Regions from separate parts of the Homo sapiens genome. Here region 1 is linked to region 2. The links are chromatin loops, found by intact Hi-C in ENCODE. Cell type or tissue: adrenal gland. All regions are shown on one strand.

What was found. A loop is a pair of places that touch in the nucleus more often than their neighbours do. Peaks named below come from ENCODE experiments on the same cell type or tissue, not always from the same donor. Only the 100,000 strongest peaks of a DNase experiment are listed, where the experiment ranks them.
Region 1: it touches region 2 in a loop (4-fold over the local background); 1 of 110 quality-filtered maps calls a loop at or near these places.

The regions. Positions count from the first base shown.
Region 1 is chr4:5,083,270-5,087,269 of GRCh38, forward strand. The region is part of intron 1 of STK32B (serine/threonine kinase 32B); the gene reads left to right. Among named protein-coding and RNA genes, the nearest start is that of STK32B, 34 kb to the left of the region's middle. In adrenal gland, no CTCF peak of the experiment used is centred here; no DNase peak of the experiment used is centred here.
Region 2 is chr4:4,782,273-4,786,272 of GRCh38, forward strand. It overlaps LOC101928279 (a long non-coding RNA gene), which reads left to right. Exons shown (of 3, transcript NR_125892.1): 3 at 3,238-4,000. Among named protein-coding and RNA genes, the nearest start is that of LINC01396, 60 kb to the right of the region's middle. In adrenal gland, no CTCF peak of the experiment used is centred here; a DNase peak (open chromatin) is centred at 2,296.

The DNA of each region.
Region 1 (4,000 bases), 300 kb after region 2:
TCTATATCCTCTTTGGTTCATGTTGTTTGGGAGATATTTTCATTTTGGTTTATGGAGTGTGTTGAACAAAGTCCACTTGATTGTGGAAGGAAACAGGCTCTTGACTGAGTTGTATTTTCATCTTTGGCTCATTCACATGTTTCTGAAAGACCTTGGGCAAGTTACTCAACTTTTGAGCCTAATTTTCTGAATGTGTCACTTGTTTATAATTACGTCTGCTTTGTTGTAAGGGTTAAATCAGATGGACTTCATATAGCCCCTTACACAGAGACTGGCAAATAGTACATGCTCAATAAATGGACATGGACATTACTGCTATTTTAAACTATTAAAGGCTAGAATTATTCCCAGTATTCAGTATGTACATAAGTAATAATTGGGCCACTGTTTATTCATCTGTGTTTAAATGACAAAAGGAAGAGATAGTATCTATTTTGCTTCCTTAGATATAGACTGCTCTTCTGTTACCTATTTTTTTTTTTTTTGAGACAGAGTCTCACTCTCTTGCCCAGGCTGGAGTGCAGTGGCACAATCTCGGCTCACTGCAACCTCCAACTCCTGGGTTCAAGCAATTGTGCTGCGTTGGCCTCCCAAGTACTGAGGTTAAAAGCACCCGCCACCACATCTGGCTAATTTTTGTATTTTTAGTAGAGATAGGGTTTTTACCTTGTTGGCCAGGCTAGTCTTGAACTCCTGACCTCAGGTGATCCACTGGCCTCAGCCTTGCAATGTGCTGAGATTGCAGGCGTGAGCCACCATGCCCAGTCTGTTACCTGATTTGTTATACTTTCTATGTCTGTTTCTCTCTGCAACACTACTTTTCAGTAATTGCTGTCCCTCCAATCTCTGTATTTAAATCCTGGTAGTTTTCTTGGATAGCTCATATTTTAGATATAATTTGCTTTGGTGAATTAGTGAATGTCTTCAATATTTCCACAAACCTCTCTGTATCATATTTACCCCATTTTGACTTCACTTCTTTGTATTGGAGAACTGGCTGCCACATGTAGCCTTGTCGACTGGCATCTCTGTGTGTGTTTTGCTGAGCGCCTTCTGCCAAACTTCTGTATTACAAAAGACAACAGCATTATTTACAACAGTGAAAGATGGTTAATAACCTAGATAGTTAACATGAGTGGAAATATTCAGTAAATTATGATAATTCCCTAAAATGGAATATTTTGAAGACATGAAAAAAATGATATTTATGAAGAATTTGTAATGGTGATAAAATGATTATAATAAAAATATTTATGGCAGGATTCCAAGTATGGAAAGAAAATAAGATCTTCAGAATGCTTGAGTTAGCTAACAGAAACTGGCTCTGAATGCAAGGTTTTCAGATTTTTATTTTGTATTTCTTTAAATATTTTTGTTTTCAAATATTTCTGTGCTAAGAACAATTTTCTTTCTTTGTTGGAAAAAGTAACTTCTGTAAAAAATTGAGGAAAGCAAATCTGTAAGATGAACTTAGTCCACTTAGTTTTTGTATGGTTTCATAAATTAAAATTATATTTTTAAACTGTCTCAGAGTGGAACTGTTTTTTAAAGACAACCTTTAATGCTTATGCCAGAGGAGACACTAAAATATAGAAGCTCCTTTGTAATGATAATCTGTAGGTTGAACAACAACTCCATGCCCCATTTTTCAATCAATATTTAATGTAGCAAGGGCCTCTGGCATGATTCATGACAGTAAAAGTGTCGAGAAAAGCACAAATCAGTTCCCCAGTTATTAACTGTGCTTTAACTCAGCATTTTCCAGAATGTACTCTGAGACACATTAACTTTCAAGATTCTCTGAACAAATGTTTCTGTGGTCAAATTAAGTTAGGGAAATCCTGCAGTATGGTTTACAGGACAGCCTGGAAGCTAATTGATTAAATTTCTGACTCTGGAAATTACTCGTTGGAAATTTTTACTTAAAATTTCTATGCTTCCGTTTCTTTGTGTATAAAATAGGAAATATGTTGTGTGGTGGTATGAATAACAAATGACATAATAAATGTAAAATGTCTGGCACAGTGCCTGACCCACAATTATCTACTGTAATTATTTTTATACTCTTTCCTCTTCTTGAAGCTGAATAGGATTGACAATATAGCATATTAAGGATTCTGATAAATTGTGCAGTAAGGAGACATGTTTAACTTTATTTAAGGTTAATGTCACAAACATTTCACCATGGGATGCTGTAATGGTTACTTCCCCCATGGAACTGGTGTTCTAGAAAACACACATTGGAAGCATGGCTCCGGATAGTTCTAAGGAAGCACCCTGTAACATGCAGGTGCATTCTCTACTATGTTCAAAACAAACACCAACAGGCCATTAGTGAAAATGGCCGAGTAAGGAACTCTGAAATTCCATAGTTTCATAAAAGCAATAAAAAAGCATTGATAAAATTGTTAGAAGTAACTTTTTTGGAACTCTGGAGATTAACCAAAGGCTTAGACAACCCAAGAGGCACTTATTCAAGAACAGCAGCTGAACTTTGTTGAGAACAGTAAGCTTTGTGGTATTTTAACTTACCCTAGTCTCATTCCCCATTTACTATCTCAGCGATAGCCTTGAAAATAACAACCCATGTGCCTTGTACCAGAGAGAGCAGAAGAGACCTTTTTCATACAGAATTATAATTACTCGGTATGTTTGTTGGCTTTCCGGAAGAAGACTAGCTGGAAAGGCTTTTCTTTATTTTACTCAACTTGGAACTTTCCCAGTGCTACTTGGGAGGAGAAGGGTAATTGTCTAAAACATTTACAGGAAAATGTTCCAGTCACTGCTGCGTGAAGTGATAGATAATAGTTGGTGCAAACAATAGACTAAAAAGCTTTAGAAGAAATGCTGGGAAATAGGGCTCAAAAGCTTCTGTCTATTTCTGGGAATCTATAGGTTCATGTGCATGCCCAGGCTTGTGCACCTGCCTCGAGAAAGACTTGAGGAAGCCCCAGACTTTCACCTCTGCCTAACCTTGAGGGTCTGTGCTAGCAGGAAGTGAAGGCTAAGGCAGAGCTGTCAACTATCTGGCTGAGTGTTGAGGGTGTGCTCTAACAAACACAAAGCTCTTCTGCAAATGATGGAAGATTTCTTGGTTCTAAGAGTTTAAGGAAATCTCTTTATAGTCGTTAGATGACCACTAAGCTAATGGAACAGAAATAAAAGAATGAAGAGAAATGAACAAAGTCTTAGAGACACATGAGGTGCCATCAAGTGTAGCAACCATAATGGCAACCCCAGAAGTAGAAGAAAAAGAGAAAAGAGAAGAAATAATATTTGAAGATAATAATGGTAAAAAGTAATCCAAATGTGACAAAAAACAATAAGCTACACTTCCAAGAAGCTCAGTGAATCCCTAGTAAGATAAACTAAAAAAGAACCACACCGAGATTAATTAAACTGTCACAGTTAAACACAGAATTTTGAAAGCAGCAAGGGAGAAGTGACTCATCAGGTGTAGTAAGATTAACAGCTGATTTCCCATCAAACTCTGTGGAGGCCAGAAGGCAGTGAGATGACATACTCAAAGTGCTGAAAAAATCTACTGTCAATCAAGAATTGTATATCTGAAAAACTATCTTTAAAAATGAAGAAGAAATTAAGACATTTCCAGATAAACAAAAATTGAGTTTGTCACTAGTAGACTTGTCCTGCAACAGATAGTAAAGAGAGTCATTCAGAAATGAAATGTAAGGATAGTATAGAGTAACTCAAAGCTGCATGAAGAAATTAAGAACACCAGTAAAGTTAACTACATGGATAAATGAGACACAGCATAAATGTATTTTTGTTTGCAATTCTTTTTATTCCATGTGTTTTAAAAATTGTATAAAGTTATTAAATCTATATAGATAGGCACATAATAAAGCTATAATATGTGGTAAAAACAGCATAAAGGGGATGAATGAAGAGATATGACAGCATAGATTTTGTATATATTTGAAATTAAGTAGTATTAATAGAAACTGGATTATTATAAATTGAGATGCTAATTATAATA
Region 2 (4,000 bases):
GGAGTCCACCCCTGGCCTGGGTAACTGCAGTGCTGCACTCGCTGCTGTTTGGGGGTCAGTCACATGAAACATTCATGAATCACAATGATTTTGCAGCCGAAAGGGAAGGGAAAGGGGGTATGGAAGCCCTGACCACACCGTCATTTAACAATCCAGGAGACCAAATCCAGTGTGACTGCCCAAGGACGGGATCTGGAGGAGATCTAGCTTTGTACTGATTTTTGGAAGCAATCTCAGTGGGCAGGGTTCCTAGAAGGCGCCCCACATGAGAGTGTTGATGTTCTCTGCGTGCTGACACAGCATTCTGCAGCCAAGCAGGAAGGGAGAGTCCCCTCATTCAGTCTGCTTTCAGTTCTTCAGATCACATCTTGGAGAAATGATCAGTAAGTGCAATGAGTGATCCTTGATGATTGCTGGAATTTGCAAAGAAAAAGGATCTAAAGAGTATGATTGGGTTAACTGGGAGGAAATTTGAATGTAGATTAAGAAGTACATGATAGAATTGAATGGATTTTAAATTTTCTGGGTGTGAGAATCATTGCTGTGGTTATGTAGAAGAATGCCCTTGTGCTAGGAGATATGTGCTGAAGTATTTAGGAGACAACTCATGTTTGTCTCATACTTGTCTACAAATGGTTCACAAAAAATATGTGTGCGCTTTTGCACACGTGCCCACATGTGCGCGCACACACACACACACCAGTCGCCCCTTATCCATGGTTTCGCTCTCATGGTTTCTGTTAGTCTCAGTCAAACAAGGTCTGAAAATATGAAATGGAAAATTCCAGAAATAAACAATTGATAAATTTTAAATTTTGCAATATTCTGAGTGGCCGTGATGAAATCTCATGCTGTCCCACACCATCCTGCCAGGACATGAATCATCCCTTTGTCCAGTGGGTCCACACTGGAGATACTACGTACTGTTAGTCACAGAGATCGTCTGCTCCTGACATCCAGCCATCGACATCATCCTGTCTTTATGATACAGGATCACCCAAAGCAGGTGTTCCTTCTTCCAAAGCATCATCAGAAGGTAACAGCAGCCTAACCTCCCTTCATCTCATCACGCAGGCGTGTTACCAACTCACATCATCACAAGAAGAAGGGGGAGAGCAGTACAAGAAGACACTTTGAGAGAGGGAGAAAGCGTTCACATAACTTTTATTATAGTAGATTGTTATAACTGTTCTATCTTCTTATTAGTTGTTAAACTCTTAGTGCACCTAATTTATAAATTAAACTTTATCCTAGATATGTATAGGAATAAAACATAGTATATATAGGATTCGGTACTATCTGAGGTTTCACGTAGCCACTGGGGGTCTTGGAACATATCCCCTATGGATAAGGGGGCACTGCTGTAATCAACTGTGCACATATCTGTATATATACACATACATATAAATACATATACACATATATATACACATGCAAAGAGAGAGAGAAGAGGGTGAGACAGAGAAAAAAGCAAATATCAGCGTTAACATCCAGTGCATCTAGACTCTAAAGAAAGGCCATATAAATGTTCGCTGTGTTATTCATGCAACTCTTTAGTAGGCTTGAAATTTTTCAAAATAAAAAGTTGGAAAAATAATAAATTAAAAATTTTAAAAGTGAGAAAGCTTAAAGAAAGTATCAAGTAAACACACAATGTGTTAGTGGGCATTAAACCGAGCCCTGCTGTGGGGCCTCCAGGTGGCCAGTAGATCCCACATTCCAGCGTCAGTCGGCCCCAGGTCTGAGTCCCTCCTATGCCAGATGGGGATGAGGTCGGTCACGGCCTCACAGGTGTGTGGTGAGCATTGTATGAATGGCATGCGTAGAGTCCTCGGCACCAAGCCTGCACCAGAAGCCAGGTTTCAAAGAAGGGTGACTGTGGTGTGGGTCCCTGTAAGTACTACTGGGCTTGGCACATGGGAAGCAGGAAATTGGATGTAACCTGTGGGAGACCCGAACCTGGTGACTTCACCTGTCTGAGTCCCTCCAGAAGGGGATAGCTGGGGATTAAAGGCACGAAAAGACCCCCCACCTTATCCCCACCACACACACACACACACACACACACACACACACACACACACACTCATATCTCCTCTTCAGGGAGATCCTGTCCATCAGCTGAGGAGTTGGGGCTGGGTGAGACAGCTGGCCTCTGTGCACTGGAATGGAGCTAGTTCCATTTTCCAGTCCCTGTGTCCCAGCACTGGGGTGCCCCCTCCTCCGGGGCAGTGGCCAGCGCCTGGCAGCTCAGAGGAACAGAGAGCTCCTCTTCCCTGGCCCTCTCGGGCAGACCTGACAATCCCCACTGCTGCGGGGAGGCTCTGCCATCCTTGTGCTAATCCCATTACCCACAAATGAAGATGTAATCACAGCCCTTTCAAAGGGCTCCCAAAGCAGATCCCTCTTTGGAAAGAGAAAAGCAAGTGCAATTGTCCGAGCCACTGACTTCTGAAGCTCCTGCTGGGAGGAGGGGATGCAGAAGTTATTTGGGGCCAGCAGCCTCTCAGCTGGGAAGGGACTGAAATGGCGGTCAGGGCAGAGACAGCCCGAGTGTGGGTGACTAGTTAGGACCAGGTGGTGGGGTGAGGTGTGCAAGGGGCTGAGGCCTCCCAGCTCCCACACTGACCTTACTGCGACCTCGCTAGAGCTACAAGCCTATGCCCTGGGATATAAACATGAATAGGATACAGTCCCCTCTCTGGGAGTCCACGCCTAGGTTCATACGCAGGCACATCAACCATACCTCTGTTAGCACCATGAAGCTGGGGCCAAGTCTCCTTCCTCCTACCTGGTGTGTGACCCAGCACAAAGCAGACACTCGAGGAACATTGATAGACTAATGGAGCCACACGCTTTCCAACCCTGGGCCTTTGCTAATGCTGGTCCCTCACTGCAGAAGATCCTTCCCCATCCTTTTACAGATGACCTAAAATCTCCCCCTTGCAGGGTCTGGACTTGGGCTGTATGGAGAAGTTCTAATCTTTACTGTAACCTCAGCTAGAGCTACATAATTTCAGCGCCTCCCACTGTGCATCTTTCAAATGGGTGCAAAGGTCTTATCTGATATGTTGCTGAGCAGCTGTGTGTGGAGGTGAAATATAAATGGTGACATGGGCACAGATGTGAGGGCCCCGTTGATGTCAACGTCACATTATATGAACAGTAGTAAACTTTCCTCAACACTGACTACATGCCCGGCACTTTTGTGATGCTACTTTCATTCCCATTTTACAGATGAGGAAACTGAGGCACAGAGTGGCCAAGTGACTTTTTCAATATCATAGGGCTGGAGAATGGTGACTAGTTTTAATGGCCAGCAAAAGCAGGAACAAAAGCTACCATCTGCTTGGAAGCGTCGTTACTTTTGAACAGAAACTCTGGTGTCTGGCAGACAGCAATGAATTCATCTACTTTTGCATAGGAGTACGGTTATCTTGCCCTTTGACTGTGCCCTTGTAGGCCAGCAGAAGTTCTGAGATTCAAGGTGGATGAAGGGATTGAACCATGACCTGGAGTGGAAAATGCATCCTTGGGGCTAAGTATGTCCTGTGTGCCCCGGGCCTGGGCTCCACGTGGCCCTCACTGCCTTCTAACAATCATTGCTGGCTATGTGTGAAGCGCCTTGTGCTAGGTACTGTCCTGTGTGAAATCAGTGGCATGCTGGGAAATGTCTGACAAACAGCCCTTGGAGATAGAACTCCCATCCACAGTATTTCTCCTCCATGGTGTAAATAATCCCACTTCCCACCATGGTGGATCTCAAGCTATCAATATGAGATTATTGACAGGGAATTGGGAGGGGTTGCACACAACTGGGTCTCCTGTGTGGCTCCAGTGCACTGATTCTTAAGAACTCACAGCACCCTGATTGGGGGACAGCACTTTTATTATGCCAGTTTTATAGATTAGAGCATTAACTCATGGAGAGGTTAAGACAAGCACTTCCCAAGATCACCTGTCAAGTAAATTCTGATGCTGAACCCTTGTCTCCAGGAAC